Regions from separate parts of the Homo sapiens genome. Here regions 2 and 3 are each linked to region 1. The links are chromatin contacts, found by Hi-C or POLR2A ChIA-PET in ENCODE. All regions are on one chromosome and are shown on one strand. The core of a region is the stretch at or near the end of the contact, and the rest is flanking DNA. Distances in the headings are between cores, read along the strand shown. Region 1 overlaps LOC101928438 (a long non-coding RNA gene). Region 2 overlaps NAMA (non-protein coding RNA, associated with MAP kinase pathway and growth arrest). Region 3 has its middle 23 kb from the start of SEC61B.

Region 1 (2,869 bases), core at 89-2,588:
CACTTGGGCTCTAAACTCTCTCTCCAGCCTAGTCAACCTACATTTCATGCATACTCCAGCCACACTACACTATTTGTTACTGCCCAATATTGCACATGCATTTCACACCTCTGTATCTTCCTATCTCTTGTTCCTTTGGCTTAGCCTGTCCTTCGTATACTACTTCCACCTGGAAATAATCTTCCCATCATTTAAGATCTACTTTGTGTTATCTTTTCTTCATCAGTCTTTCCCAGCAGGTTGCTTCCTCCTTCTTCCTTGCCAACCATGTTAATTTGTACATTCTTCTTGTTATTGCACTTGTACTGTTTACAGACCTGCCTTTGTCATCAGATTAGGAATCCCTTGAGGTCAAATAATGAATTAAATTCACCCTTGAACCTCCAGCATCAAGTACAGTGGTTGGTGCATAGTAAGCACTCACTATATATTTGAACAGCGAAGAACTTAATAAATCCAACTTGAGATAAGTTACCACCCATCAAGTTTTGTGGGATTCTAAATACCCTAATAAACCATGAAGGCACTCAACATTCTCAGAAATGAAAATGAATGAAAAAAAAAGAATTTTTCAGTCTTTTGTTTGACAAAATGTTGCTTATATAGACATTATATCTAAACAATAAGCTCCATACCCTAGCCACGCTCAGAGATATCTGCGCAACCTGACACCTCTCCTATAATTCTTCTTTCTACTCACAAAGAAAAAAACAGAATGTTTGAAGCCATTTCTCTATTCTCAGAAAATATACCCCATGTATGTCTTCTCTAATTCCTATATATTACAAGGTCAATTAATTATAGATCCACAGAGCTGGAATTATCAGAGACCTTTTGTACTCATCATTTTATAGACAGAATAACTGGGCCTAAAGAGGTGAAATCACTTCCCCAAGGCCATAAAGCAAATCAGCAGCAGCACTAACCTAAGTCTGTTGCTTCCTAATCATCTTACCAAATATTCCCACAGAGATAAAAATTAATTCTCCCACCCACACATAAGCCTTGCAACCACCGGTTCACTTACAAATTATTCCAGGATAATTGTTAATAATTATTACTAAACATGAACAGATTTGGATACTAAATTGTAACAGATAAACCTGCACACACAAGTACTGCTACTAGTACAAAACTCCATGACACAGTTGACCAGTGTCCAACTTAATCGATAGGATCCTTTGGTTTGTTTGTGTCGTATGTGTGTGCACATGTGTGTATGTAATTTTCCCCCCAATTTCTATTAGCACTGTACAAAAAAAGGAAGTTGAAAGTGAGAAGTCTTCTATTGTTGCACAGACATGTGACTCTTGTCTAAATGGCATTAAAATTGTTCAGACATTGAAATGAAAGCAAATGTGCCTGTACCCATCACATTACGTAGGAAAACCAATGTAGGCTGAGTTGCATGTCACCAAATGCCCCACATGTGACAAACAGAGAAAGTGACATAATCCAAGTATTCAGCAAAAGCAGCCCACAGTAACAAATGCATCATTTCTGAAGAGGAAGAGAGAGCAGATGGCTCAGCAAGCAACTGTGGAACAGCCAGCTTCCCCCTCCGCACCTCCAAAACCAAATTGCCTCCCAGTATCTCATCCTAGGCACTGCAGAAACTCAGAGGCAAAACGCTTAAGCACCACAGTAGCAGCGGCCAGGGCAGGAGTCTCAGGTCATGGTGCCCTGAGCTTGGACCCAGATGACCTGAGTTCACAGCAAGATTCTGCTTCTCGCTTTCTATGTTACCTTAAACAAGTTACTTAATTTCTTTAAATTTTATTTCCTCATCTATGTTATATAGGATCAGTAAGACTCCATAATATTCTAGGACATATTGACACGAAAGTGCTTCATGAACTACAAAGTACTCAACAAATGTTAAACTTCATTAATTAAAATGTACCGATTGGTTAGAACTAATACAAGCCAATCTGAAACCTAATAACATATATCATACACAGTGTATGGAGAGCCCTAGCCCTAGTTGATCACGGCTTCACAGATGCTTTTTAAGAGTGGTCAGCGAATTGTGGTTCTCTCTGCTAAAAAGTCACCATGACTATCCTTCTATCTTAAGGGTGGGATAAATCTATTCCATTCATTCCTCATTCAACAGTGGATGCTCAACATGTATTGAACATCCACTGTAAGCCATGCACTAGCTAAGTGACAAAAGATATAGTAGCTGAGGCGTTTTGGATGCTAATTTCTCTTAAAGATAATTATCTCTTTTTCTTTTATTGTTATTGCTTAAAGGGCAAACACCATGGAAAACAAAATAAATATTTAACTACATCAAGAAAGACTAGAGTCAGATATTTCTGGATTATTTGTTGCATCAGCCTAAGAAATAATAATGGCTTATATTGCTAGTACTTAAAAAAAAAAGCTACCATAGGTGTTAACTGACTTAATTATCATACTAGCTGTATGAAAAAGGAATGATTTCCCACTCTTATGAAGCCTAAATGCAAATCTGAGTCTAAAACACTCTCCACTATACCATATTGTCTCTCACTTTAACACCAAGGGTTATCAAGGTGGGAAAAGAAAAGTATCTTCTGGCAAGATAAATCATAATTGTTTTCAATACTCTAGTGTACATTGTTGAGGCAGAGAGATTCCAGGACTTCACTTCCCTCAAACAGCTAAAACAGCTGTTTAGATAAAAACAGCTAAAACAAGCATTAGAAAAACCATAAAAGTGGGACTGAGTAATTTCAATAATCCCTTTTGCTACTGTTTTAATCCCACACAATACATGTATTTTATTTGTTTATTCACTGACATTCTGCTAACTGCAGGAGAAACTCCCAAAAGCTAAGACTAGACTAAAATAGTAGAACACTACTAATTGGCGGATCAATAA
Region 2 (2,755 bases), core at 185-2,684, 290 kb before region 1:
CTAGGCTACAGAGGGAAGTACATCCTACGATGGGCTCTGTATTCTGTTTCCAGCACAGTCTGATGTGGATTCAAATCTCAGCTCTCCTCTCTCAAAAATGCAGTAAGCTATAATCCAAATTGACTGTTGGGAGGAAAAACATGGGATTTGACAACATGGGGTTTCTCTGGGACCCTTTAGTGCCCACAAGGCCTTTTCTGGTGTCCTTTTTAGATTCTGACATGTCTGTATTTCAGATGACTCATCAACTGAAGAAGTAGACCAAGGAAGTGCAGATGGGGTTCTGAGGTGGGAAAGGTCTCTTCTCATTGGGGTGGGAGGGTGAGGAGAGGAGCAGAACGAGGGAAAGAAAATAACAGAAACAGTGTTAATGAAGATTGCTGATTTTTTAGAGAGCCGAAAAAGTAACAATGGGGGAGGTCTGAGATTTGGGGCCAGCATGCAGTTGGTAGCCAGACACATAGATTTAAGTCCCAGCACAGCCACTTACCAGCTAAGTGAGGCCAGTCCCGGATCTCTGTGGGCCTCAATCTCCTCACCTGAAACCTGGTGCAGGCAGGACCACCCCTTCGCTCCGTTGTCAAGGTCCAGATGTCCCTGGTGTCCAACAGGGCTTGACTACAGCAGGCACTTAATATGTGCTAACTCCGTGCATCCCCCCTCCTTTTTCCTAAGTGGATTATGAATCTAGGAAATATGAAACCTCCTTTCACCCAAACAAAAACTCTGTCATCTTAGACAAATCTGATAAAATTAATATTTAAGTTGAAAAAGTGTTCTGCATGAATGATGACCCCATTGACTTATTTTCCTCTGACCTTGCTCACCACCCCTTCCCCAACACACACACACACACACACACACACACACACACACACACACACACACACACACTCTCCTCTCCCACCAATAAAACTAGACTGGCATGAGGAGAAAAGGCCAGGCTGTCATGATCCCAGCATCCTGCCCACATAAACTTGGAGGCAGAACAGGCCCATATGGAGCCTCTGGGGACTGGGGTCTCTGCTGGTCCCCACAGTAGGTGCCAAGAACAGTTCACAGCCCAGCACGTGGCCGCACTGCCCACTCTGCTCCGTGAGGACAGGGCCTCGCTGTCCCCTGAAGGACTCTGGCAAAATAGCCTGCCAAAGACCTCAATCTGATTAAAGAAAGGAAGGACATTGGAGAAAGGAAGAAATAAACGAAAGAAAAATGATGGAGAGAAGGGGAGAGAGAGAAGGAGAGAGGCCCGGTACAAGTGTGAAATCAGAAGAACAGACTGAGGATGGTGAGATGCATGTGAACAGTGTGACGTGGGCAACCCCCACAAATAGACCTTCTGTTAAAAATAGCCTTTGTCTAAATGTGGAAAGGGTGTAAATATAGTAGCGGTTTCGGCTTACTACGGAGCCGCCCCTGCTCCAAGTAACAGAGGCTTATTATAGGAAGCGTGCGTCAGCAGCGGGAGGGGAGGAGAGGGATAGAGAAGCCCCGGGCCGTGGGTACAGTACCCCCCAGCAGGAGGGGGGTCAGCCAGCCAGCGTAGCCCTATTGGGGGCAAGCGGCCCGGATGGCTCTGAAACGCTCTCACAGAGTTCCTCTGGGCAGAAAACTCTAGCCGAGCTGTGGGAGGAAAGGAGGAAGGAAGGGATCGCTGTGCTGAAAAGGATCTAGCCTTGTCTCGGCGATGCCGCTCACTTTCATCTGGGATTTCAGCAGGCATTGCGTCCTGTGTGCAGCAGGCTGCTCGCTCCTGGACACCGCAGGAAGTTTTCAAAGGAACCCCCTGGAACGACCAGCCTGCAGGCAAGCCGGTTTCCTCAGCCCTGAGCACAGAGGACAAACGTCTAGAAAATCAGTGGAAAGTGCCGGAAAGGAGTTTGATTCAAGTTTTTTGTTTTTGTTTTTGTTTTTAAGACCGGGTTTTCATGTCTGTGTCTCTGGTATCACGTGCTAAGTAGGTGCCTGGGGCACAGTGGCGGGACTCCTGAGCTGGACAGCTGGGAGTTGCTGCAGGCGCTGCCTTCCAGTATGATGCATGACCAAGGCAACAAAACTGTTTTGGGAAGCTCACTGCTCTGCTTTCTGCAGCTACAGAGATGGCCAAGGGTTGAGTGCCCATGTGGGTGTTAAGACCTACTCCTGCCTGTGTGTCTCCCCTCCAAGCCTTTGGGGGCCCTCATTATCCCCTAGTCTGTCACCCTTTAACCCAGTGCCCTCTCCTCCCAGCCCAGGACATGTGCATGCATGCATCACTATCCACACATACGCCCAACACACATACATGCACTCATGCACACCCACATTCAATTCGGGCCCTGCGGCCCTTTCCAGCAGTAGCCCTCACACTAGCGGCCCTGGCGTCCCACCCTGGCCCTGCGCTCTCATGGAGTCCCTTCATCTGCTCTGCCCCTGCCCTCTGGCTCATCACTAGCCTTGAGCTTGCCTCTTGGATGTAAGGCAAACCTGGCTCCTCCAAGTGGATCTGCACTTCTCCTCGGATATGATTTGGGCTTGTGTGCTTGTGCTGCCCCTCAAGCCAGCCTGGGTGACCGCCTCACTGCTCACGCCCCAGACTGAATGCCAATGCCCTTATCATGTTTCACTGACCTGCTCCTCAGGACTGATCTTCAACCTGTCAGCTACTCCCCAGCATCATCCAAACTGCTCTGAAAACCACCTTTCCAAAATGCAGAGCCAGCAGTGTCACTGCCCCACTCAAAATGCTCTCAACAGCTCCCCACTGCCTGTAAGA
Region 3 (2,883 bases), core at 59-2,558, 420 kb before region 1:
AGCCAAATCCTGCTGTGTGAAGGCTTTTTAAAAATGACCTTAATTCCACTAACAAAGAAGAAGCCCTCATAACCTGACCACCTCTAAAAAGCCACACTAAATATATTACATTGGCAACGCCTGAATTTGAGGTGAGGGGACACATCCAAACCACAGAAGCATTCCAGGGCTGATGTGGTAATGCTACCATCTCATTAATGTCCTTATCTCCTCTTGTGTTTCTGTTTTGGTGTACTTAGCACAAGCTCACTGTCCTCAATCAAGGCCACCTCATACCTGCAGAGTGGCTGCCGCAGCACCAGTTATTACATCCATATTTCGGGTAGAGGAAGAAGGAAGGTCAACAAGAGACCTGCCAACAGAGTCAGCCACTTTTTTAGGGAGCATTTCCAATCCTACACAATAGTTTCTTCATTCCATTAGCCTGAAGGTAGTCACATGACCGCTCTTATCTAGAAGGGAGGATAAGAAATCTAATTTTTTAGTGGGGACACATTTCTGCTCACCAAAAAGTCAGGGCCCTAAAGAATATATTTTGGATAGGCCAACAGCAGTGTTTGCCGCAACCCTCAATTCAGCTCTGGATGTATCTTTGCATAGCCAGGGATGCATTTTTTAATTAAAACTAAGAGGCCATGCCATTGCTGAAGGGTGGGGAACTGGAGCAGAAGAAATGTCTCTGTCCTTCATCTGCTGTCTTCACTAACAGTCTCTGAAAGTGGAAGGGGCAGTAAAGAAATTTACTTTCCCACTGTTGTGAAATTTACCACCCTCCTTATAAGGCAGAAGTGGTTACAGTTGCTTTTTATTTTCCTGTTACTATACCCAAGGATTGTTGTGAGAATCAGAAGACAGATATGAGAAATCATGTTGTGAACTATAAAATGCTATTAAATGACAGAAATGATTGTTTGTCATTATTATGAGTGTTGTCATGTCTCCCAAAGCTGCCTGCTCAGTTGAAGAAAAGTGTTTTCTGATAGAGAGTAAGACTGAGAACCAAAGAGAAAAGGAGAGAGGGAGATAGAGAGAGGAGGGGGAAGAAGAGCGATAGAGAAAGAAAAAGAGAAAGAGAGAAAGACAGAGAAAGGAAATAGACTGATAAGGAAGGGTGGGAGGAGAGAGAGGGACAGAGAGAAAGGAAATAGAGTGAGGAGAAGGGGAGAAGGAGAGAGAAGGGGAAGGGAGACTGGGAAGAAGGAAGGGAGGGAGAGAGAGAGGGACAGAGAGAAGAGGGGAAAAGAAAGAGGGGAGAGAGGAGAAAAGACAGAAGGGAAGAGCGTGGAGGTCTTTTTTCTATCAAAAGCAGAACAGAAATACATTGACATAATTGAAACCCATGACTGACCACAAGCATACATACAACTCTGGTAGACAGCTTCAAGGTACTTAGGTTTCTCTGACCATTTAAAAGTATCTTCCTCATTTCCAAAGCGGTATATGCATACTGAAGACTATGAGAAACATATGAAAAGGCACAGGGGAGTTTTTTTTTAACTGCTTTGTTGATGTATAGCTGACATAGAATAAACTGCACATATTTAAAGAGTATAACTTGATACATTTTAATGAAAGTATACACTGCAAAACCATCATTATAATCAACGTATCTATCATCCCCAACAGTTTCCCTGGGCTCCTTTGAAAGCCCTGCCCCCGGGCACCCACTGGTCTGCTTTCTCCCACTCTAGGTTAGGTTGCATTTTCTGGAAATTTATACAAATGGAATATCAAATTCCATATATAATGTATGTAATCTTTTTTTTGGCCTGGCTTTTTTCATATAGCAGTATAATAATTAATGATATAGACCCAGCAGAGTTTGAGATATTCAATTAATTCATTAATTGAATTAATTCAGATATTCAGGTATTGAGATTAGTTAATATTGTCATATTTGCTTCAGCTTTCCTCGTTTTTTTGAGTAATGTGATCTATACGAAGAGAAAATGTTTTTAAAAAATACATCTTAATGCATTGTAATTACACAAATTACATTATAATTAAGGAAACCCCTGTGTAACCACCACTCAGGCCAGGAAAGGGAGCTTTGCAAGCACCCCTAACCTCCCAGTGTCCCCTCCCCAGGTCATCACCAGCCTCCCTTTTGTGAGAATCATTTTCTTGCTTTTCTTTTTGATTTTACGATGTATGTATGCATCGCAGTATGATAGAGTGGACTTAGCTGTTTGTGAATTTTATATGAATGAAATCACACTGTATGTCTTCTTCGTGACTTGCATTTTTTGCTTTGTTTGTGAGATTCACCCCTGTTGTACCATGTAGCTATGTTTTATTCATTTTAATAGCTATAGAGTATTCCGTTGTATAAATATACTGCAGTGTGGCATAGCCCACTCTGGAGAGAGAGCTTTTAAATGTGATCAATACAGTTTGGCTTTTCGTTAACACTTGTAGCCATCAGACAGTCCTTACAGGATAGAAACAACGAAAACATCTACCCTTCCCCTGGATGCCAGTACCCCCGCCCCACCCTACTGTGTGTCCACAAAAAGTTAATACTATAAATATTTACAGATGTCAATCATAAGTATTTATAGGAATATCTTCTGCCCTGGTATAGTCTTCTTTTTGAAGAAGCAAGCACACAGTTGATTTTTTTCAAAAATCAAAAACTTTTTTTTGTTTTTTCGAGACGTAGTCTCGCTCTGTCGCCCAGGCTTGAGTGCCGTGTCGTGATCTCCGCTCACTGCAAGCTCCGCCTCCCGGGTTCACGCCATTCCCCTGCCTCAGCCTCCTAAGTAGCTGGGACTACAGGCGCCCGTCACTACGCCCGGCTAATTTTTAAAATATTTTTAGTAGAGACGGGGTTTCACCATGTAAGCCAGGATGGGAACTTTTTTTTTTTTTTTTGCATCATGT

The links. A loop is a pair of places that touch in the nucleus more often than their neighbours do. ChIA-PET counts read pairs that join two places held with the same protein, here RNA polymerase II (POLR2A). Pooled maps may share reads with other maps.
Region 2: a loop to region 1 is called in a pooled map, with 4 times the contacts of the local background. The contact joins two enhancer-like sites. A Hi-C loop is called at or near these places in 2 of 37 single-sample maps with no recorded cell type and 2 of 50 pooled maps. POLR2A ChIA-PET finds 5 or more read pairs at or near these places in 1 of 52 experiments (Panc1).
Region 3: a loop to region 1 is called in a pooled map, with 5 times the contacts of the local background. The contact joins two enhancer-like sites. A Hi-C loop is called at or near these places in 1 of 37 single-sample maps with no recorded cell type and 3 of 50 pooled maps. POLR2A ChIA-PET finds 5 or more read pairs at or near these places in 1 of 52 experiments (OCI-LY7).

The regions. Positions count from the first base shown.
Region 1 is chr9:99,658,978-99,661,846 of GRCh38, forward strand. The region is part of intron 3 of LOC101928438 (a long non-coding RNA gene); the gene reads right to left. Among named protein-coding and RNA genes, the nearest start is that of NR4A3, 160 kb to the right of the region's middle. Within about 2 kb of position 1,339, at least 2 of the 41 ENCODE cell types and tissues checked have a DNase peak (open chromatin) inside an H3K27ac peak, as active enhancers do.
Region 2 is chr9:99,367,122-99,369,876 of GRCh38, forward strand. It overlaps NAMA (non-protein coding RNA, associated with MAP kinase pathway and growth arrest), which reads right to left. Exons shown (of 6, transcript NR_102271.1): 4 at 540-687. All of the region lies in intron 2 of LOC124902232 (a long non-coding RNA gene), which reads left to right. Among named protein-coding and RNA genes, the nearest start is that of NAMA, 6.8 kb to the right of the region's middle. RefSeq lists enhancers at 1,432-1,481, 1,968-2,549. Within about 2 kb of position 1,435, at least 15 of the 41 ENCODE cell types and tissues checked have a DNase peak (open chromatin) inside an H3K27ac peak, as active enhancers do.
Region 3 is chr9:99,243,748-99,246,630 of GRCh38, forward strand. No RefSeq gene overlaps it. Among named protein-coding and RNA genes, the nearest start is that of SEC61B, 23 kb to the left of the region's middle. Within about 2 kb of position 1,309, at least 3 of the 41 ENCODE cell types and tissues checked have a DNase peak (open chromatin) inside an H3K27ac peak, as active enhancers do.